3 separate regions of the Homo sapiens genome follow, and all the other regions are linked to region 1. A link is a loop called in an ENCODE intact Hi-C map of the cell type or tissue named here. Cell type or tissue: heart right ventricle. All regions are shown on one strand. Each heading gives the region's core, and the rest is flanking DNA. Links, peaks and the distances in the headings are about the cores only.

Evidence for each region. Peaks named below come from ENCODE experiments on the same cell type or tissue, not always from the same donor. Only the 100,000 strongest peaks of a DNase experiment are listed, where the experiment ranks them.
Region 2: it touches region 1 in a loop (1.9-fold over the local background); 6 of 110 quality-filtered maps call a loop at or near these places.
Region 3: a loop joins it to region 1, with 5 times the contacts of the local background. A loop is called at or near these places in 6 of 110 quality-filtered maps.

What each region holds. Positions count from the first base shown.
Region 1 is chr21:16,451,226-16,459,502 of GRCh38, forward strand. The region is part of intron 5 of MIR99AHG (mir-99a-let-7c cluster host gene); the gene reads left to right. Among named protein-coding and RNA genes, the nearest start is that of MIR99A, 84 kb to the right of the region's middle. In heart right ventricle, for the core only: a CTCF peak has its summit at 3,342; no DNase peak of the experiment used is centred there; H3K27ac peaks cover 1,423 bases.
Region 2 is chr21:16,584,499-16,592,775 of GRCh38, forward strand. The region is part of intron 6 of MIR99AHG (mir-99a-let-7c cluster host gene); the gene reads left to right. MIR125B2 (microRNA 125b-2) reads left to right here and starts at 5,739; the gene lies at 5,739-5,827. RefSeq lists an enhancer at 2,529-3,223. In heart right ventricle, for the core only: no CTCF peak of the experiment used is centred there; DNase peaks (open chromatin) are centred at 2,746, 3,638 and 4,113; H3K4me3 peaks cover 2,227 bases; H3K27ac peaks cover 2,185 bases.
Region 3 is chr21:17,040,949-17,049,225 of GRCh38, forward strand. No RefSeq gene overlaps it. Among named protein-coding and RNA genes, the nearest start is that of LINC01549, 390 kb to the right of the region's middle. In heart right ventricle, for the core only: a CTCF peak has its summit at 4,489 (motif pointing left); no DNase peak of the experiment used is centred there.

The sequences.
Region 1 (8,277 bases), core at 1,147-6,146:
TCACCAAGTCATTTTATGTCCCCTAGTAATGTTCCCATCTCCCAAATCCTCTGCTAATATTCCTGTATCTTTCAGAGAAGAGAGAAGCAACTCTATAGAAGAATTATCAGCAAAATTGCTCTATGCAACGAAAGTATCTTAATCCACTGAAAGTAAAGCAAATCTTGTCAGTTTCTACTTTGATTTAGAAGATTAAAAAAAACAAACAAAGTTATACATAACAGATATTAATGTTAATGAAAGGAAGAATTACAAGCTCTTTCTGTAATTTGGAATGATATGAAATGTCTGACCATTATTTTGTTATAATTCTTTACTATAAATAAGACTAAAGGAGGATCAAAAAATTTTTCACTTAAGAAGTAATCATACATTTCTATAAATATTTAAATATCAATTAAAGTACAGGTGTTTTGCTATTCAACAGATGCCTTATAAGGACATATACAACACAACTGCATTCATTTCAGGGTTTTGAATGTGTCAAAAATGTCCTGGTACCTTGCTCAGTAGTTACAACTAGTAAACTGATTTTCACAAAGATCTGAGTCAAGGTTGTTGTTACCAGATCCTTGTTCAAAGACACCAGATACTGTAGTTATAATATATTATACACATTTCAGCAGTCTTTTAATTTAAGAAACTATTTTGAGCTGTACTTAGTGCAAAGGGCAAGCGATAGTGACTGTTACATTGTTTCTTTTAGAAACAAACATTGTAGGCAGGAACACACTAAATACAATTTTAAGCAATACTGGAACTAAATTTGGTCATGTATAATTATTTTTGAAACATTAGGTTGGTTAGTTGATGTTCTAGATTTACAATAAGCAGTGTCTATTAGAGAGAGTTTCAGGGTTTTTTATTTTACTGTGGAGGGAAAAGAAAATTTGGGGGTGCCTAAGTCCTGCTATGATCATAATTAGTTGTGTGATTGTAATCATAATTTTGAGAATAGTAATATATCAGTTACCACGTATTCCATATTTACTTGTGGCCAGGCATGTTGCTGTATACTTTAGATTGATGATGATGGGATTGAAAAACCAAAACTAGTATTATCTTAGACATTTTTCACATGCAGAAACCAGTTTCAAAAAATTAGGTAACATCCAAGGTTAAACTTCTACATAATTTAAATTTATTTCTAATAATGACTTCCTTTCTTTGTTAAGCTAAGTTTTTGAAAATCTGCTTTGATCATGCAATGTAATTGTGCTGTAATATGGCAGGGTAGAGTCAATTCTTTGGTCTTTCTGGATAATAGTAAGAAAATTACTCTAAACAGGGACATCTTTGGACTCTATCACTGAGTCCAGTGTAATTGGGAGCAACTTGGTAATGGGCTTTGATTGTACCTCGTTTTCTACATTGCTATAATGAACAGGACTGTGTATTTGATGAGAGTCACAATGGTATGATGAGATTGGAAAACATGATATTACAGATGCTGTCATATGCAAACCATGGCAGAAGTACTTAGTGAACAATGACTGTAAGCATTTTATGTTGCCTTTCATTGAAAATGTTTTATAAGAAAAAATTTTTGCATTCCATGAAGTGATGATGGAATAATTACATTTTCGATGACAAAATTGCGCAGCAAATACATCGCATAAAAGCTAAAGAGATGACTATAAAATTGAGTAAAGATGCCACCTTCTCTACATTTGTATATGTATGAGTACCTTCTCCAATGTTCTCTTTTTGTCTAATTGAACTGTGGGAAAGTGTAAATATCCACTGAGTTGAGTCAATATTAATGTGGTTCCTAGTTTCTATTTTTCATTTGAACTCAAGTTATTGAGAGGATGATGTTAAAGTCTCTAACTCATAGCTTTGACTTTAAAATAACTAAAAAAATTGTATATGCTCTAACTGTATTGAGTACCAACTCTGCTATATACTCTGCTTGAGACTTGAGGACAGAAATAAATGATTTCATATATTGGTTGAGATATACAAGTATATAATTGATTATCCAAGTTTTTTTACATGAAGTGTATGGTCTATAAATAGGTTTCAAGGCATTCACAGAACCCTAAAATTGTATGCAAATCACTTTCTGTCTATGGATGTGAACATTTTCATAGGCAAGGTGTTCATGGATTTCATCAGCTTTTTTAGATTCTCAAAAGGTTCATTATGTTAACAAAGTTAGAAGTTATTAAACCTCTTTCTCCTTGGCAATGGAAATAACCTAGTTTGAGGGGTATATGTTTTCATATGTGATGAAATTTTGGTTCAGAAGTTTCGTGACTTGCCTAAGGTCAAGTAATTGTTTAATGACAGATCTAGAATAAGAATAGTAAGTTGTCTTGTCACCTAGTCCAGGCTTGTTACCCACCATATAGTTTTTATCTCATTGACATTATCTCATTGTTTCTTCAAACGCTAGCCATATAGCCTGAAGCATTTGTTTTCTGCATTTTCCTATACTATTAAATGGAAACATCGCCTTTTATGTGCTTTCATGTTTAATAGGGAAAAATTCCAAATTGCATTAGAAAACCAAATCGTAATTCAGTTTTTATTTTGGCTCATTCTTTATAAGAAGCAAATGACAACCAGAATTTTCCAATGTAATTTCCCAGGGGAGACCTAGTCTCAGAACATTGTTTACCCAAATCACAGTATCTTCGACATCTAATGATCATTGATTATCACAATGATAAATCACAAAAGAAAAATTCCATTGTATTTACTGTATGCTCTACCATCTAGGGCAAGGGCATAAAGAAATGATTTTGGATACTTCAACAGAATTGGGACAAGATATTCTTGTTAAGCCTCTACATAGGTATTATTGTAAACCTGAGGAGTCCATTCTCCATGCATTCAAGTCATAGGTGCTCTGGTTTTCCTTTCTTTCTTTTTGGTTTTTTTTTTTTTTTTTTTTTTTTTTTTTTAATCACTGGGGTTTGGTATCTCTATGGAAATAATTAAAAACTCTCAGGAAAATGGCACTTCTCTGCTCTCAGTTCAAATGATAGTAAGTCAGTGCATTCTTATATGACTTCAGAAGCTCACTTTTAACAATGCATGTGTGTATATATGTGTGTGTATGTGTGTGTGTGGGTATACACTTGAAGGTTGATTAACTCATTTATAATTCATATATGAACACAGTACCAAAGCGTTTACTTATTTTTAATTAAAAATTGGAAGGCATGATCTTCTCACAAAAGGGAATGTATCACTCCTATTTTTTCATTAGGAGAGGAAAATTCATGCTACACTTTATGTGTTTATCTAACATTTTGTAATTCTGGGGCTGAAAAATAGAAGGAAATTAGGTCAGGGTTAGCCTTTATAAAAGACACTTTTACTCTGACATACCACTGGGTGGAGTACATTGCTAGCCCAGAGACTAATATTACTCTATTGAAAGGTAAGAATTTCTGTGCCAGAAGAAACTCCTGATCAGTTTTGAGGTTTTATGTATTGCTTCTAAAATCTGGACATGTTTAACAATGGCTAAGTGACTAGAATATAATACCAACATTGACTATGCTCTGGCATTATAACTTTCAAGTTTCAGTCCATCATCCCTACACCTTTGGGAGATATGCCTAGAAGACTCTGAGAGAATTATGTGGATGAAGGCCATTTTATATTCTAGTCAAAAGAGCAACTGCAGTTTGGTCTGAATTAGTGTTTTAACTCTACATGGAAAGGCATAAAGCTTCTTTTTGATAATGAAATCAAACTGTACCCAGGTATTGAATTTGACTTTTTATTTCATGTTGCTTTGATATAGCTTATTTTGGAGCTGAGCCTAATCTTATAATAAAATGAGCTTCTCTACGATGCCCTGTGGGACTATTATTGTCCATAGCATTTGCCTGAATTTGGCCTTCAGGACTTTATGAATGAGAATAATTTCCTAGTAGGCATTAGCTCTATATTATTTTCAGTTTCCCCCCATTCCCCTCTCCTCTCTTTAATTTTTTCTCTCTAAGTGCTGGGAAAAGGAACTCTACTAATCAAATCTAAAAATCTCCAACCTTAGAAATTTATTGTGCTTTAAATTTTATAATCTAATAAAATTGAGTCATTTTTACAGAACTATTTAGGATCTATAATTCTAAATATATGTCTTTATATTTCAAGTAAAGATTATGTTATATGAAAGAAAGAATTCTCACATTGATCATTCTTTTGCCTTGTTTCTTTTATTCCTTTAATTTCATTTTCCTGCTCACAGCACCCCTTTATTTTTTCTTAGCTTCCAGCTCTCAAACCTCGCCCTATAGCTTTTATGCTTCTAAACTTCCCCTCCTGCCCCATTTCCATTCTAAATGGAGTTCTCTTTCATCTTTTTTTTTAACAACCTCATATTCTGCACTTTACTTAATTTTTCTTCCCAACGCTATTAAAGATTCTTTATTTCTCCCTTCACCCAAGTATAGCATCTCATCTATTTCTCTATACTGAAGATGTGGTTTACCCAGGGGAGGAAGTTTCTCATGCACACTGCTCAGTGCTGGGATGATTTCAGTGGTGCCAGCATATTTTAACCACATCATTATCATGTAGTCCCAAAGCCTTGCTCACTGAAAACACCATCTTTAAAAGGATTTAGTTTCCATTAATCAATTTCAGAACTTGAAATTCAAGCACGGAAAGCATTTATTAGAATGTTCCCTACTTGTTCCCACATTCATTTCATTCTCTTGACTATCCAAGAAAAAGGAATTGTGCAAAGGTCTTTTCTCTCTCCGTGCTTACCTCTCCTTTCTATAACCCACCGAGCCCCCCAAGTCTATTCTTTCATACAGTAGTTAAATCAGAGCATGCGGCAGGAAGGCATTGTGTGAACTGGTGGCCACACAAGTACTTTGTATTCACTAGAGGTTTAGAAGTACAGCAGCTGCATATAAATATGCATAGTTGAGAGATTCATGATGGTGCCTCCTCATTCTAGTGCTGGTTGGCTGCAGTGCAGGCACTACAAATCAATGAACATTTTCCCCATCCATCAGCTGCTCGCTTGCAAGCAGACAAAACACTTACAATGCCAGAAACCCACAGAGAGCTCCTTAGTGAACGAAACCTCACTGTCACAAGATTCAAAATAGCCTTCTCCCTCCCACCCTCAACCTCCACAGCTCTCGACCTCAAATGTCTTTTTTTTGTTAATCCAACGTGGATCGCAAGTACTTAAAAAATGATGCCAGGAAAGAAACTGGAAAAACAGGAGCAATGATAGATCAGAGTTTTGAGGGTCCTCACATCACACTTGTCACAAAACAAAGGCTTCTTTGAGATTTAACCCTTTTAGAAAATAAAACCCATCATAAAGATGAATCTGCTTATGTTGACTGTACTGCTTTACAATTGTAGGGTTTGAGCGTTGAAGCATTTAAGTATGCAAAGCATTATGCCAAGCTGTGTCAGACATTTGTAATTTATCTATAGTTACTAGATGGCTTTGGGTATTGAAGGAATTATGATTGATGATATGAGAAGAATAAATCATAGATATATTTAACAGTAGAAATCATATTTCTCTCTTTGAGCAATTTTTTGCAGAGAACTCAGATGTATTTATATTGTGACAATTCATGTAGAAACTTTAATAAAGCTTAACGTCACTTAATAAAATTTCATATGCAATATATTAGTGAATCAAATGTATATTTCTTGGTGAAAAGATATACATTCATTACATCTTGAGAACAAGTCTATTTCTCATTTTTAGATAAACATTGGTAATAAAAATAGTTTATTCTTGTGTAGCATGAGCTATTAAACAATTTACAGTGCTTTATCTGACAACTTGCCAACCCATCTTCCAATAACAATAATAATAAATATAATTTTTCATTCATTTAGGTTTTCACTACTTTGTAAATACACACCATAGCACCATGATGCTATGTGATACATACTATATGATAATATCTGTAGTCCCTGTTTTTAAGATGTGAATGTTCTGATTGGGGATATAGGAAATACAGTTACAAAATGACCACGTGACTTTCAAGTGTTAGGAAAGTCTAGTTCAGTGTTCAGTACGTTGAAGATAGTAAATATTTTTTAAATGTATGACATTTATTTAAAACTTATCTATCCAGTTAATATGTTTTGTTACCATGTTAAAGCAAGGATAAAAACAAATATAGGCAAGATAATTATAATTATACTTAACTGTGGCTCAGAGAAGCTGACAGACATGTCCAAATTTTATTTGCATGTGTGCAGCAAAACCAAAATTTGAACTCCTGTCTGCTTAACTTCAGAGCTCATCCATTCACTTCTACTAAGCCATGTAGAATTACAAGGCAGAATGTGATAATTGCTCTAGTGGATCAGAAGAGGTAAAGATCGCTTCCAGCAGGGAGGACCAAAGAAGACATCATTAAGAAGGAGTAGCATTTGAGCAAGCCTTTGAAGAATGGGCACAGGAACAGAGGAAAAACTGCAGACAGGGGTTAGCATTGGTGAAACCTTATGACTCTGGAAAATGAGTTGCCAGGCAGATGAAGGACACCACTTTGAATGAAGTGGATGCCGTAAATAACACTACTATTTAAAGAATCGCCAGACGGACTTCTTAGTTATTAGAAATGGAATGCAAAAATAGACTTATATTTCAGGTTTCAAATGAAAGTCAGTTAAACTCTCTGGACCTCGGTTTCTTTGTTTCTAAAGTGAGGACTTGAACCTAAAAACCACTGAAGACTCCTCTTAGGAGGTCCATTTTGCAATACTTTCATTTTCATTTTTTTTCGGAATATAAAAATGTTAGTAGTAGTGAATTCAATGTGTAGTAATTATATAACCTGTATATATGTAATTCGTCTTAAAACAAAAAGTATACCTATGTATTTACATATTCTTTTAAAACAAAAAGTATACCTATGTATTTACATATTCATATCTCTATATACAAACAAGATATTTGCATTTGACTGGCTTATATAAGCTCTCAACTTCATTTCAAGAAGGCTTTTTTTTTGGCCGTGTATTTATCTCTAGTTTGCTTCTTAGTGTTTGAGTGCAAACTGATTCTTATAATAATTTAGTCAATACATAATAAGAAAGTATACATGTACTAAGCAAGTGATAAAGACAAGATTTGGGGATTATGTGCTCTCTCATGATATCTGTATATTTCAACCTTTGGAGGGGATGTGGAGACTGAAATATTATATATTAATTCATCAATATAATGGCAAATTTTTGTGATGTTCAAATGCTCTTGAGTAGATTCACAAATTCCACTTTTCTATCCTGTAACCCATGCAGAAGTCAAAGTAAGATTTTGGCAATGTTTATGAAATGAATGTGCGTGTGTGTGTATGTGTGTATACACTTGAATGTATATATACATATACATATATGTTCAAGTATATCAAATACATATACATATATACATTCAAATATATATGTATTTGAGACATATATATATCAAATCAATATAATGTGTATGTGTGTACATGCTTGCACATATATAGACAATTTGAGGAACCATAAGAACGTAAAAGATTAATACAATAATGCTTATTTTTTTCCTGACTTCAAAGCATTTTTTTCCATTAGTACTTTTTCTCTCTAATTTCCCTTTCCAAATAAGAAAAGAGAACCCGAAAAACAGGAGTATTTTGTTTGAATTCATGGTGAGAAGAAAACCAAACATTGTTTTTTTCCATAATTTTTGCAAAGGTTTCTAAGGGATTTTAGTGGGGACCTCTTCCTTGAATAGAATTGCCCAGGATGGAATTCCATCCTGCCATTGTTGCTGCCAAACCCATTCAGGGGAACTTGATGTTGTGAGAGTTCCAGACTCTTTCATTTTCCATCTTACACTGTCTCTCATGTCCTAAAATAGTATGTTTTGGCAAAAACTGATTTGGATTCCAATGTATTTGGAATTGATCTTTGGATTTGGATTCCAATATGTTTGGAATTTATTAGGTTTGTTTTAATGATTTGAATGAAATTGAACCTCGTTGGTAGCAAACAATGCAGTGCTTTGATCATATTAATTCTGAGGCTGATCTTAAGTAGGGATAGTTTAAGCTCATTTTGGTTAAATCAGTTCATGGTCAAATTAACTAATCTTCTTAACAAATATTTACAGAGCACTAACTATATTCATTAGTGTTGAGTGTTGTTAAGATGAACGGAAATATAAAAAGGTTTCCAACCTTCATGGTTTGTATTTTATGTTGAGAAATAAGATTAAATCTTTGAAAAGTTAACCAATTTAAGGTCTTACATACATAAATACTAAATGAGTGTTAGAGTGTACAAGTTCTTTGGAAATTC
Region 2 (8,277 bases), core at 1,942-6,941, 130 kb after region 1:
GGCCAACATGGTGAAACCCCCGTCTCAACTAAAAATACAAAAATTAGACAGTCATGGTGGCATGCTCCTGTAATCCCAGCTACTCACGAGGCTGAGGCAGGAGAATCACTTGAACCCGGGAAGCTGAGGTTGCAGTGAGCCAGATCGTGCCATTGCACTCCAGCCTGGGCGACAGAGCAACTTTCCATCTGAAAAACAAAAACAGAAAAAAAGAAAATTCCCAACCAGTTCATCCTAGTCCACAAGAATCTGATTTTTGTCTCCCTTGTCCTTTAATTACTCTTCCTTGTCTCCTAAAAAAAAAACAAAAAAAAAAAACAAAAAAACAGTTTTGTATGCTCCTAACTGCTGATTGCTCCTTATTTTAACTGGATTTTTAGAAAAGACTTTTTTTTTTTTGAATTTTTGCTACTCACACTACTATTACATCACTTCTTTATTGAAAGCAGAAATATGTAATATGTGTTGTTTGGCTCTAAAAAGAGAATGACTGTCATTTCTGGAAAAGTTAGACAAGTAAACACCTCATATTTATTCGGAGACTTTAGCTTGAGTAGTTTTTTTGTGTCTTCTGATAGTATTGTTATCAACTATTTCAAAGTTAGTATCTATATACCCTTTTTCCTTAAGTAATCATGCATATTTCCAGACTATTAGTAAATAAAAATAATAGATACTCTTCAGTCAAAAGAAATTCTATTTTAGATCTTCAAATAAATCAACATAGTTTCATTCTCTTAAAAGAGACTTGAAAGAAAATATTGAGATCCCATAATCAATTATGCTATAAAACTTTTCACAAGGAAAATTTAAGTCAACAGTCTCCTATAAAACTTTCTGCAGGGTTGGAAATGTTTTATATCCAGGCTGTTCAAAATGGTATCCACCACCATGTGCCCTTCTACACATTTGAAATATGGCTAGGGCAACAGAAAAAAAAATGAATTTTCACTTTAATTTAAATTTAAATAGCTACACGTGGCTGGTCACAGCTTATTGGAGAATGCAGGTTAAGTAAAACAAAGAAAAAATGCAAGTAATAAACAATAAATTCTGCACATCCATGAATTTTGAGTCAAAATTTGAACTGTAGTTGATTTTTTGTCTTTTGTCTTCTATCCTTCTTACTCCAAATCTCACTAAATAATTTAAATATGATCCCCTTCTTAGCACTGATTTCAAATGGCGTTTATAAGAAATAAAAGATTCCTGCCTTAGTAGTCAGGTAGAAGGCAGGTTGTATTAAAGTATTTCAGAGTAGTCAGTTATTACTTCCTTTAACTGAAAATATTTTTTGACATTAAATTCATATCTATCTTACTTATTTTTTAGAAAGTTAACAGAACAAATCTCCAAAATCACAAAAATAGTTGATCTAGCAAGGCAATACTTGCATTATACTACTTAAATTAAATGTAAAACAGCATCAAAATTTTACTTTGTAAATATTTTAGCCATAGTCAAAGTATAAACTCTGATTTAGGGATGCTTTTGTATTGATGATAAGATGTTAAGAATTAGAAGAGACCTTAAACCTGTATATATGACAGTGGTAATTGGACTAATTGATTGCAACATCTTCTTTCAAATAAATATTGATTTAATCAAGTCTGCATTCCCATTGGCCTTAACGGAAGTCCTACCAGAAGCCTGTGCACTCGGATCTGGCTAACCTCTATCTGGATATAAATATTTTAAATGCATGGCCATTCAGTTCTAAGTATGAATTTTTTGGCGAGTATTTATTCCTCTTGATTTTCTAAATTCCTCAGTTAACATTGTTATGCCTTCTGTAAAGTTAAGGCCTGTGTGTGTGTATATCTCTGTATGTAATAGAGAGATAGCATGGATTAGGGGAAAAAAAAGTTGTATTTGCATTTGTTGTTTCTGATTCACAGAGCTAGGAGTGCAGTGTTCATGTGGAGTCCACAGAGCTGGAATATCAGTAGGCAGTTGCTGTAAGCACATGTTCAATTATTAAAATAGTCAACATTTTATGTCTGATAGCCATAGCGAGGTCATGACATTAATTTATCCAAAGTATTGTGGGCAACTGTCTAGAAAAATAAATAGCATAAAGGACACAGATGCCAGAGAACTAAAAAAGAAAAAAAAAAAAAGGTGGGTCTGAGCAAAGAGAGATTAAGAGATGACCAATTTATTTAATCCACATAGAACAGGAAGAAGTCAGCAGGTGTCTCAACGTTAATGACAAGTATTTTAAGCTATGCTGCACATGAGTTAATTTTTGCTTTAGTTTTTCATTAGATTCTAAGCTTGTTGAATACTACTCCTATTCTTCCATGTCAGAAACTTAATTTCATATTTTATTGTTGCTTCAATGCTTAGGGATTCTTTGCTACCTGTTTCTTTCTCTCCTTTTTCATTCTTCCCTTCCCTCTTCCCATTTCTGTGTTTCCCTTTCTTCTTCCCTGTTATTATTTTCCTTCTTGCTTTTCTCTCTCATGAGAGTATATTCTTAATTCTGTTTCCTTCTGGTGCCAACTTCTTTTTCTATTTTTATTCTTGCGTTTGAGAGGTTTCTTTTTCCTTTTGCTTTCAAATCAGGAGCCTGTAGGAACTGATCTTAGAGATACATACCCTACTACCGATGCTTCTATCTCTTTATAGGTTGTGTGATGTTTTCTTTGGAACCTCTGCGAATGGTTGTCCTTCTTGTTTGTTGCCACAGATCTGTTGCCAATCTGCTACCTTAGTTGAGCCTGCAGTGCCGCACTGCATGCTGGGATCTGTCTGTGTGAGTAAACTGAAATTTCTACAGCACCAGACAGCATTAGAGTTGGCTTGAGAATTGCCGTACTTTGCTTCCCTTTGTATGTATTTCTTGTATGCTGCCGAGTCACTGATGGCTAGCTCTGTCTGGCAAGTAATTCAAAAATGCTGTTTATGTAGAAAGGAAAGGTAGGGACTTTACCACACTCTGTCATTAAAGGGAGCAATTGAAGAACAAAGGAACTGAGTAAATACCTATATATTGCCTTTTGTGTTGCGAAACACTGTAGCACAAACACATTTGTGTTCAGCCAAATGTTTTACTTCCTTTTGTAATAACGCATATAGTAGGTTGTCTCCACATATGTACAAGAATCCATATTTTATTTAAACGTATATAGTCAATTGTTCATATTTATAGGCTGCAAACATTTCTCAATCTCAAAGACTTTTACATATCCACTCCCACACAGCTATTTGTTATTATTTTAAAAGTTCTTAAATTAAAAAAAAAAATAAAATATACTAATATCTCTGTTGGTTGATTTTATTAAGCAACTTAGGATTTCAACACAGTTTAAATCATATTGATGACTCAGATCCTGGCAGGTCTTACAATTCCTGTGAAATGAGAGCACAGCTAATAAAAATATTAAGCAATTACTTTTATTAAAATCATAGGGTTTTTTTCATTATCACATAGAAATGATTGATCTATACAGATTGGTCTCACTCATGTGTCTTTTGGGCTGCTTGGGAGCTTCATGTAGAAGTGGAAAGTCCCCTTTGCTCTTCCTTCGACCAAGGTGGGGAAAATGAAGGCATAGAATACAATCTAGGGCTATTAAAGAATTGCTGGCATTACTTCTCTCTATCACGTGTGAGCCTGGCTGCCTGCTTCCTGAGGTAGGGGATCCAGGATGAGACTGTGCCGGAGCCTGTTTCCACAACTGCATTTGGAGATCCGTCTTATTGATTAGCGGGGGAAAGGGGTGGGGATCAGGAGTGTGAGGTGAGGGGAGGACCAACTGACGACTGGCTCAATGAAGCACAAGACATTTTCTTCCGGAAAGATGTCAAACAACTGAGAAACAGCCAGAGAGGAAGTAGAAAGGTGGAAAAATGAGGAGACCCTGGAAGAAATGAAGGCATTTCCTATGAGACAGCCTTGGGGCTTTTTTCTTTTCTTTCTTTTTTTTTGCTTCCATCATCTGACCTGCAAAGGCTAGAGTGACAGCGTCATGCAAATGCTGCAGTCCAGCAGGTCTGGGAGAGGGTGGATGCTAGACTGTGAGTTAATGTTAATGATGAGCGCAGTGAAAATACCAGCCGCTGCCACCCCCTGCTCACAGAAGCGCTCTGAGTCAGCATCAGATGCTTTGCCTCGCCTCTCGCTGTGTATCTGTATGCCTGTGTGCGCGCGCGTGCTCGCTCGGGCATCCGTGTCTAGCCGAGGGGAGGGGGTGGCGTGTGAGTGCGTGGAGGGTAAAAGCCAGTCAGTCAGTGAGAAGCAAAGGTACGTTGGAGAGCAACTAAAATCTGACTGATTTCCATCTTTGGAGCATCAGATGTATTCCCTAAGGAGGATGGGTCTCCGTGATGGGGGTGGTATAATTATGTTAATGTCATTTTTATGGAGGGGTGAGATTTTTCATTCTGATAATTGGTTGAATGCTATGGTCAAAAATTGTAAAGCCATATTCAGTTTTAGGGAAAAGCATGGACTTAGATCTAAGGGCTGTTTTATTTTTTCGCTTTTTGTGAGTGCTGCTTTTTTGTTTTTTTGGTTTTTGTTTTTTAACTATTTATTTTAAGCCATAAGTGATTCAGTATGGGAAATCAAATGATAAACAGAAAGAGATCTTATATAATGATGCATTACATCATGGAGCAGAATATTTAAAGTCTTACAAGGCAGAGTAAAGATCTGGACAGGGGGTGGGGGGTGGTGGTTGGAAAGGGGTGTGGTACTAGGGTGGAGGAGGGGGGCCAATTACCAAATATTTTGTGCAGTATAGCTTTCCTTGCAGCTTACTTGGAAATGGATGATTCACCTGTTCTACAGGAAAACATTCTAATTCTTTCCATTTTTTTTTTTTTCCTCCTCTTTTCCCTTTTAAGATCAACCACCTCAGAAGAGCCAGATTCCACTTCTGTGGCCAGGACTTTTACATTATGGCTGGTCCGATTGTTTTACCCTGCGTTCTATGCTACTAAACCTTGGATCATTCCTAAAGTACAAATTCTGTTCTCGAACCACAAACAAGGCTAAAAGATCGGAGGAAATTCAGTGAATATACAGGATTGGGGTTGTGTATTTTTAAAAGTATTGAGCTTTATAATGTAATTATTCAAGAAATAGAATCATGGTTTTTTTATGATGTTGCCAGCATTTTAAATTACATGTTTATTAAGTGGCATTGCTCAAATAACTACAGAGTATGCGTGGAAATATTTGCTGTCTGAATAGTTTGGAGATTCAAAGAGAAAAATCAAGCTTCAGAGGTATTAAATTATGACATGCAGAAAAGTTTTTGTTTTGTTCTTAACTGCAACGGTATATATTTAAATCCGATTTAAAGTATTATATGTCCTGGGCCCACCTTACCAGTTGTGCTGTATAGCAGTGTAATGGGAAGCAAAATTTCAATTAGGGTCCCATTAACTGGCATATAATCCTTCTTTAATGTAATAGAGGCTATGGTGTTGCTGTACAAATCTGCTAGAAGCAGATTTTAACCCATGTTTAGTCTCTTTCTTTGGATCTAATGGAATGACTCTTAACTGTTCATTGTCTGCATTGTTTCTCATATTCTTCATTATTTTAAGGTCTGGAATTAGTCTATAAATGGTCGTCGTGATTACTCAGCTCATCCTAACTTTTATATATCATATATATTTCTACTGAAGTATTTTAAATAGTATTTAGAGGTAAAAGTCTAAGTGAACCCAACTGTAATTTCTAAGCTATCCTTATTTCTGGAAGAAGAATTCTACCGCATCAAACCAGACTTTTCCTAGTCCCTGAGACCCTAACTTGTGAGGTATTTTAGTAACATCACAAGTCAGGCTCTTGGGACCTAGGCGGAGGGGAACCAGCAGCTTTGGACCTTATTGATTGTCTGCAGTTACCACCAGAACAAAAGAACATACATAGATTCTGCCTAGGAGAAAAGAACAATGCTTTTCTTTATCATCAGCAACGTTTTCACCATGACCCATCCCCAAAAATACTATTGTCAGAAACTGTACTCTAAAGTGATTACACAGTTGCACTGAAATAGCGTTTGTATTATAACGATCATACAAAAGCAATATAAGAAACCTGTGTAAGAAGCAAAATTAAAATATAAGTGTTTTAAAATGCTTCTTTTGGTGCATTTTAAGGTGGCTAGTATAAGAGGATATCTCTTCAGTTAATGAAGAGAGGGGATTATATTTATAACTTTTCATATGCATTGAAATATATACATTAGCTACTTAAATAAATCCTGTATGCCTCCATATAACTATGGCTCAGACTATGTCATATACAGCTATAAGCATGCTTGAGGCCTAGAAATAACATGATTTACAATCTTCTTTATTGACCCTATTAGATTTTACTACCGATTTAAGAAGAATGCTGTTTTATACTTTGTATTTATTGCCAGGGCTTTTCTGAGTCTTCTATCCAACCAACATACTTTATATGTCTTAACAATTCTAACAATTATTTTGTTACGAGAGTCCAAGAGTGAAAGTTTCACCAATAATCTGGGAAAATATGTCTTTTTAAAATTTTTTACAGTTTACTGTGTACATATCATGGGCCTACGTGAGATAAAACAGTAAACGCCACCTATGAAGTCAAACTGCTTTGACTAGCAACTGCATATGAACTGCATAGTTTTAGTTTTATAAGAATTTTAGCTTTATCGGAGGTAACTATTCCAACCATAAGTAATATGTCATATTTGAAAGTTTAATAGCCATTGCCACATCAGATATGTCTTTCTTGGAGATAGAATCAGTATGCTAAATCTATTTAAAAATTTTACAATAATGTTACAAATATCAAGATTCAAAATGGAGATGACAGACTTTCCTTAATAGAAGCAACAAAGTGGCTTCATTCTTTTAACTATTGCCTTAGATGGGTGCCATAAATTATGTGTCTTCTGCATTGTTAAAATAAATTTATGAATGTATTTTAGAATACTGTACGGAGTCTTTGTTCATCTTTTTAAAAATTTCTTATAATACCTACTTGAAATATTACAGAATACAAATCATCTATTAGTCATAGTTATTAAAAATTACTATAACAATATCATAAACATACACATCTATATAAAGCATGCAGAATATGTTTAAGCATGTATGCACACTGTACCTATTCAGATTCTTTATTTATATCATCTACTTCATTTATCTAGAAGTTCTGAAATTTTAGGTGTGTGTATGTATATGTATAAATATAAGTTTTAAAGCTCCAAATGAAAGGAGGTAATATAAACAGTAAAGAGCTTTGGTAGTATTTATCTTTTATTTCTTTTGACCTCATTCTCATTGGAATTGAGTATTTTTTAAAACCATAAGTTTCTTAATACAAAGAAATCTATGTATGTGTGTCTACATGTACACAGAAGCTTGATTACATTTAATAGCAATGTTCACACAATGGATCTGAAAGTACTTCTTGTAAAAAAGAATATCACATACAAGTATGTGTTTACTAACATCTGTTTTAACATGATCATAAATAATATCTGTGAAAGGTTCCATCAAGTTAGTTCCAAAACAATGTAAGGGGTAGATGTTTATTGGCTATAGTGATATCAGATATAGGTTATTCAAACGTGAAAATTTTTTAATGTTATCATATTCATGAACCACACTATATATTAACTTCTGTCTCATAAAAGAAATATACCAAAACTGAATTGAGAATGCAGTCATGTTTGTTCATTTTCACCATAAACATATAAAATGTTTTTTACTGATAATCCTGCACAATTGGAACTTCTCTATGTAACCCTCCTATATGAACAGTCTTTCAAGAGCGTCATTGACAAAGCTTTTCTTTTACTTCATAAAGGTGTATATAGATTTAAGTGGGTGACTTTGCTTATGTAGGCTACTTTATGCTGTATGTGCATAGACAGATGCCACTTTTTCTGCATTTCTATCTCAGCTGTCACAGGATAATATTGTTTTAGGGCTTTATGATATGATTTGGAAAATCAGATCATACTAAGCTTAAAATAAAAAGGAGAGATCTACAACAAAGAGCGAGAAAATGATGTGTGTTGCATGCAAAAAAAACAGTGATATTAACAATTCGATGGCTTCCTGGTTGGGAGACCAGCCTGAGCCAGACGCATATATTAAGGGCTGTCTGCTGCCGATGTGAGCTTGCTCAATGCGGTGGAAATGAGGAATCATCTCCTTTCTGACACCAGCTTATTTGTACATTTTAATTTTGAAATAGCCAATCACTGTTTTACATAAATATACTAACCCCTGCCTGATTCATTTTCTTTCCCATATTGTTTGTTAATT
Region 3 (8,277 bases), core at 1,942-6,941, 590 kb after region 1:
AAGGGAAGCCTCAATAGGAGAGAAATGCTGGCAGAAATTGTCTTCTAAGTTCACAATTTTGCCATCATATCCAACCATGTTTTTAGTACTACATTCTTGGGATAAAGGGGAGATATCAGCTTCTGGGAGGACTTTTGTCCCTTGTTATGTTTCAATACTGGTGAGAAATCTTCACTGAGTAGCAGTAGCTGTGGTCACTTGATGTAGAGGGGACAGAGCTTGCTAATCCCTTTAACACATTAACTGTTAATGCTATTATTACTCATGATGTTACTGTTCTTTGGAACCTGTTTGTACTGAAGCAATATCTTTACGTTACTTTTATTTTTTATTATTTGTCTTTAACTTTTATTTTAGGGTTTAGGGGTACATGTGCAGGTTTTTTATATAGGCAAATTGTATGTCACGGAGGTTTGGTGCACAGATTATTTCACTACCTAGCTAATAGACGTAGTGCCTGATAGGTAGTTTTTTGGTCCTCACCCCCCTCCTACACTTTACCCTGAAGTAGGCTCCGTTGTTTGTTGTTCCCTTCTCTGTGTCCATGTGTACTCAATGTTTAGCTCCCACTGATAAGTAAGAACATGCTTAAACTACTTACTTACTGCTGATTATATCATTACTCATGGTGCTATATCATCCATCATGCTGCCGATAAATATCCGCACTCATTGTCTCTCTCAAAAGTTCTACTATGCTTTGTTGATGATGACCATAAGTGCAAGTCTTACCCAGAGGATGCAAGAAACTAAATGGTAATTTGCTTTCTGGTCATGTTATATTTGCCATTTGGAATTCAATATTGCAGTCACATATCAACATATTTTCACCCGCTCACTTCTACATATTGCCAAAAGCAGAAAGGATAGACAAGTCTCTATGTGGGGTGATAAGAATGACCTCATTTTGTACAAAGAATATCTGTCCGTTGTCAACCATGTGTTAAGACCAACCCAGGAGAGTATGACATCAGTGAAGCATTAGTGTTAAGGAGAAAATAGTCTTAAAGTCCTCAGAGGACGTAGAAGGAGACAGGAGCTGAGGCCATTTCTGGAGGATTACCTGACATGCAGCATGGAGGCTCAGAAGGATTGGGGTAACCGCTGTGAATGTCAGTGGTCGGTCTGCACAGAGTAAATGATGCCTGCTTGTTACCTCTGTGTATGAGTGCGAGAGACTGGAGACCGCACTATTGTCGGAACAGATATGTTCGTGAGCCATTGTGTTAGCCCACACTGTTGCTTAAGCCTAAGGGGTGGTAATGAGCATGGGCGGCCCACAGCCTTAAAGTCTTCCTGCAGTCCACAATGTGCATGAGGGTCACTCAAATTCAGTGTGTAAACACTAACACAGCTGTCCAGTCTTATGCAACCATGCAAACAAATAGACCACCACCACCACCAACAAAAAACCCATCACTCTGGCCAGTGAGCATGATCTTCTTGCCAGTCTGGGCTCCTGGAACTAGGACCTGGAATGGGGATCAGGGACAACTCCATAGGAACAGAGCTCAGAGCTCCTTGTGACATCTGGTCAACCTCACCCACTGAGTAGAATATTGAAAAGTGTCCCCCCGGAAGAGAACTGGGGCTCAGTTCAGACTCAGATGCTTCACATAAAATGCACTGAATTCTCAGATATGGGAGAAGGGCTTAGAAAATGTGAAAATGACACACAAAGGCATAAAACTTTGTTAATCTCAGACCAGGGAAGGGGCCTGGTTTGCATGGACTTAAGAAAAGTAGTCTTGATAATAAAGCTCTAATGTTAAAGGGCTGATGAACGGACATAAACCTTGGTCAATGTTAATCTCTTTCAACAGTGCTTAAAATTTCTTTTTGATTAATTCATGACAATAACGGTATGTATTTGAGGTCAGGTTAATTAAGTCTTTAAGTTCTTCAGAACAGACTGATCTCTGTCCTCTCTACATCAGCATTGCTTTCTTTTCCTCATGGAGGAAGAAATGAGGTTATTCAAGAATGATGCATTTGACAATGAAGAACAGGAAGAGATGGATCCTAGACCTGAAGCTAAAGAGTTAGTGCCTCAACCCTGTAACAAAACTTCATGTGCACTGAAGGAACAATATTTTTAAAAAATAAGTACCCTTCCCTACTTCTATTTTAAATCATCATTAACAAATCACTATTCTTCATGTGGAACCATACATTTTTTAATAAATTTGTAATCAAATTGCCCTTAGTTCTCTCTTTCTCCACTATGAGGGCATGAAACTTATGGCCCTCCACAGAGAGGGCCATAAGACATAAGAAAGTTGTCAACCATTCCAAATCATTATCTAGACAGGTGCCTCCCAAAAATATTTACCTGGAGGACTTCAAACCCTAGTGGTGGACTTGATTATCAATTCCCTTCCAGTAAATCTCTCTCTCTCTCTCTCTCTCTCTCTCCTGTTCCCCACTCCTCAACCTCTCCTCTATTCCAACTGGTATCTCATAACTATCAGTGAAGCTGGAATGAGAGACTACATCTATGATCTCATCTGATGATTTTATGTCCTGATTTTGTCCTGATTTTTTTAAGAAACAATTATTGTTGACGTTTGGAATCTTACCACAGGGCAGGAGGATAGACATAGCTAGGGTTTACTGATGAAGAAGTTAAAGTCTTGTCTGTCTCATAAAGCTAACTGAATAACAAATGTATCGCTTAAATATCCAAACGGTGTAGCTGGCTTATTAAAATGGTGTGGGCTGAGAGACTAATTGTGACCTCTTTCCTCGTTATGTTTTTGCTTGAAAAAGTACTCAGCTTGCTTTCGGTTGTCCATATGTTGGTGAAGATGCCTGATTGTATGAAGCTAAAGTCTTCTAAACAACAAAAGTTGAGGGTGACTTAAAACTGTAATCATTTAGCTTTGGAAATAAACTTTGTGGAGAGGAAATTAATATTAACTTAAAATGCTGGAAAAAGCATAAAGAAATCAATCCATACCTACAAAGTGTATTTCTTGAAATCTTGCTTATGATATTTTCCTCTAAGATATATATCTATATAAAACTAATTTGAAAATAATAAATTCCCCACTATATTTTAACAAATATTTTTAGGTATTTTGTTTAAAATCCTTGACTGTTAGGCTGCATTGTCTGTTTTGCTTCTTTACAATAACTTGTGCTTGAGGAATACAGACCTGCTAAGGTTGATTGGGTGAAAGCCATTACATTTGGCAAAGTGCCTTGGATAAATCAACGAATTCCTGAAGGCCTGGCCTTTAGATTCAAACCTCTGTTAGCACGTAAGAAGGAAGCAACGTGTCATTTCTGAGTGACATGTTGTCCCAAGAAGACATAACATCCAGCTCCATTCTACCACCTAAAAATGGCTCTTGCGAGCTCTCTTATCTCCTGCCCCCCCTCAACCCGTATCTTCCTGTCCCCATTAAACTCTAATGCTTTATCTGGTATGAGTGAGAAACAAATGGTACTCAGCAGAAACCTAGATAACTGATAAGTCAAGGTCAGTGGTCCCAAAGAGAGCCCCTTTAGTTTTCTCCTTAAAAGAAAAAGACAGCTGAAAAAAGCAGATTTCACAAAATGGGAAATGGAAAACATATTGTATGCATTTAAAATGGGTGATTTGAATGCAAAGGAAATCCCTTTTGCCCTTAGTTCTCTCTTTCTCCACTATGAGGGCATGAAACTTTAGAAGGTACCGAGAGGGCCATAAGACATGAGAAAGTTTCCAACTATTCCAAATCATTATCCATATGTGGATTTTAAAAACCGTTATTCCTATGAGATTGTTTTTTAATTTCTAAGGCTCCATAGGGCATTCTTTGTCTTATATCCTGTATTCCTCCTTTGTTTGGATGTTATAAAGCAGTACTTAAACTCTATAGTTCATTCTGATGAATAGTTTTATTTACTCAGGAATATGATCTTCATCTCAAAAGAACTAGATGTAGCATTTGATACAAAGGTCACCACTGCTATATTGCTTACAAATTACGAATTTAATAGCACTTCTGTCTTCCTCTTTACCCCTACCATCCATATAGGACTAGTGTGAAAGAAAGACCTGTTCTTCTGGCAGGTTGAATATAAAACACTGGAGTTTTTGTTTAAATGAAAATCGTTTCATTTTTCATTTCTGAAATCAAACCAATGGCCTCTCAGTGGTTCAATTAATGCATATGAAAACTTGATGGAAGCTGTAACTTACTACTGCTGTTACGTTATTCTTTAGGAAATATGATATTTTAAAATACATTTTCAATTTACCACATTCTATGCTAAAATATTTTAAACTAAAATTTTCTATCTATCAAAGATTATAGCCAATCATCAAGTAATTAAGAGAATCTGTAATATAAGTCAACAAGTCAAGAAGATCAAAAAGAAGAAAAACTGTGATCCCTGCTCTGTCCTATGTAGTTGTGGGTTCAGTGAGAGGTATGCTTTCAAAAAACAATCATTAATAAATTATGAAGAAATCACCATTTAGACTGCCCTCTAGTGTTTGTAAATTCAAACCCAGATTGGATGTGAAGCAGTGAAGAGACCAGAGAACACATAACCCATGTCACTGAGTATCCACTGCTGGCTCCAGCCAATATTTTCCAAGTAGGACTGTGGTCCTTGATTTGCCAATTCTTCTGGATTCTCCAAAATGTCAGTTCAGGTTTTGTATTGAAATCTATCCATTTATCAATGTTGGCCCCTAACTCCATTTTTAAATATAACGTTCTGTGAACCAAACTAAAAACATCTGCAGGCCAGATGTGGCCAAAAAGCTATCAGTTTGCAAGCCCTATTCTAGATTAGTGACTTCTAACCTTGTTTACTATCAGCAACTTTCAATTATTCATGGCTTCTGCATTTAACATTCATCCCTATATATCTCCCTCTCCCTTCTACTTATTTGCTGGGGTGTGATGGGCTCTTCAATACAATGTTTCCCAAAAAAACGCCACTTAGTCTGTGGAAATATACTTCTCTAAGCACATAATCACGATTCAAAGTTATAATAAACCCTATGACATATCTGTAGGATACAATTTGGTGAGGATGAGAACAGTCAAATAGATACACAATTGAAAGAACTGTAAGTAAAATATTAATAGTGAATTCCTCTGAGTAGTGAGAGGATGAGTACATTTAAAAAGATAAATATCTGTGTTTTGGCAATAAATTAATATTATATATATATTCATTGCAAGAGTTTTCAATTACTTAGCCTTTTTGGCTATGATCAAGTGAAAGAGTTTTCAGAGTACGTTTCTCTGGGTGGTGAAGGAGAGGGATGTATGGGGAAGAAAGTATTAGAAGAAAATTTATTTTTTCTGAAAGAAATTGACAAGATTGATGATGTTCATGCCTTTTCAAACATGAATATGTATCTTGCCATTTAAAAAAATTATAAATGTTGTAAGCATAAAAACTAATGTCCATCAACAAATAAATACAATTTAATTATTTTTCTTTTTATGCTTACAATCCACTTTGACAAGTTGGAAAAAAAATGTGTTTTGTCTCAGAAAACCCAGAAGAGAATGTCCACAGAGTGAACAGACCTATCCCGTGGAAATTCACATTCACTAATTCAGATTGTGTTTACTCCTCCAAGCTTCACCACCTTCTTCCCAAAATTAAATGACCACATCTTTATAAAACAGTGTTAACTGTTATTTCACAGGCATTTAAAAACATTTGAATAAATTATGGCACACAGATGAATGCAGATGGTTAAGAATAAAAATTGTATTCATTTTCAAGTTGACTATTAAATTTCTTTTTAAATTTACCCTTTATTTTTCTTTCAAGAGAACCTCCTGCTACTTTTCTGTCTCACAGTCATATCTTTTCTATCTTTTCTTTTACTGTTTTGCCTTTTCTTTCCTCATTTTTCGTTATTTTTCCACTTATGGGTGGATTTTGACTACAAGTGACAAAATGCCTAAGAGTGATTTTAACAAACAGAATTAATTTTTCTTTTTCTTTTTTTTTTTTTGTTTTTTTGTTTTTTCTTGAGAAGAGTCTCCCTCTGTCGCCCAGGCTGGAGTGCAGTGGCGAGATCTCGGCTCACTGCAAGCTCCACCTCCTGGGTTCACGCCATTCTCCTGCCTCAGCCTCCCAAGTAGCTGGGACTACAGGCACCCGCCACCATACCCGGCTAATTTTTTGTATTTTTAGTAGAGACAGGGTTTCACCGTGTTAGCCAGGATGGTCTCCATCTCCTGACCTCATGATCCACCCACCTCAGCCTCCCAAAATGCTGGGATTACATTGTAAGCCACTGCACCCGGCCAAACAGAATTATTTTTTCTCAAAAAACGAGAAGTCAAAAGATTGGCATTTTCTAGCATTAGTTTGACTGTTCTGAGATGCCATCAGGACCTCATATCTTTCCATTCTCTCACTCCACCATTATAACAGTGCTGACTTTCATCTTCATGTTTGTTACTGCATGGTTGCAAGCTCCAGTTCATGCTACAACTTCAGATATTGCATCAATATTATAATGTAGAAGAAATGTGAAAAGCAGTACTAGACACTCTGTCCTTTCATCAAGAAAGATAAAGCTTTCCCAGAATCCCTAGGAAACATTCACTTTGATTTTATTGGTTACATATAACCATTCAAACCATTAGAACTATAAATGTCACATGGTCAAACCTAGCTGCAAAGGAAGCTGGAAAAGAGAATATACACCTGAAGATATTGTTGCATCATATAAAATCCAGGATTTGTTCACATAAGAAGAGGAAAGTATATATTGGATAAGCAACTAACAGTACTTGCCACAATGACCTACTCAAAGGGTAGCAAATATTGCCTATTTTTATATATTCACTAATTCAATTGGGCTAACAGAGGACCCAGTAAGACCCTTACATAACTATTTGAAAAATAAATTTAAATAATCTCTAATTAGTATAATGGGTGTTCTTAGTGCAGTGGGTACTTTTAAAGTGCTTTGTGGCTTTTGATGAAAATTGTCTTAGTATTTAAAACTTTTTCTTACCCAATTTTTTGTTCCCATCGAATTAGCAATGCTGTAAAGAAAGGCATCTTATTCCATTTTTTGTTGCTATAAAGGAATACTTGAGGCTGGGTAATTTATAAAGATGAAAAGTTTATTTGGCTCGCAATTCTGGATGGCTGGAAGGTTAAGTACTGGGCCACAGCATCTGGTGGGGGCCTCGAGCTGCTTCTAGTCATAATGGAAGGTGAAGGGTGTAAAGATCATGTGACAAGGGAGGAAAGAAGAGAAGGAAGGAGGTGCTGGTTCTTTCTATCAACCAATTCGCAAGAGAACTAATAGAGAAAGAACTCACTTAGCCCTGTGGGAACACATTAATCTATTCATAAGGGATCTGGCTGTATGATACAAACACCTCCCATTAGGCCCCACCTCCAAATTGTATCCCATTGGGGATCAAATTTCAAAAAGAGATTTGGAAGGAACAAACAAACCATATCTAAGCCATAGTAAAAGGAATGGCTTTTCAAAGGTAAAATTTACTAAGTGTATTAATATTTTACCAATTTCCAGCCAGGAGAGTATGAATGTTGCATTATTACATTGCTTTGAAACAAAGCATTAGTCTTAATTCAGAAGTTTAAATTCAGATGTTAACGTTGCATATTTAATAATGCACAACCAGTACTAAAATCCTCATTGAAATGACAAATAATTTTATTTCGAATCCCTTATAGAGGTTCACAATGTTTTAACAATGTAGTTTTGACTAAATAGAAGTAGTCAAAACCTGTCAGATTGGAAATAGTATTTATAAAACATAAACAACTCGTAGTAGGATCCCACATTGCCAAAAATAATAATAATGATGATTTCAAACAATCCTGATCTTCTGATTTGCAAGATTGGTAAATTCTTTCAGGAAAGAAATTGCTTAACTCAGAAGTTCCCACGGTTGCTTTTCTATTCTAAATCTTCTGGGATGTAGAGATGTCAAGATTGTGAAAGAGTTTAAATCACTTTTTTCTCCCACTTATGCCATACATCTTAACTTTTCTCTCTTCCTTCAGGTCTTCTCTGTGCTATGCAGATTGTTCCTTACCTCTCTCCCTTCATCCTTTCTTTTTCCTTGTCACCTTACCAATCTACCAATTGTTTCCCTTTTGAATTTCCTTGAAGATTGCTCCGGGTCTCTCTCAGAGAGTGGTGCCCCTGCCTGGGCCTTGCTTGGCTCCTGGCTCACTGCTGGGCTTGCTCCACCCACTCAGCCTGGCTGGCTGCACTCAGCTTGTGCCACTGGCTGGGATTCTGCACCTGCCATGGTTCTGT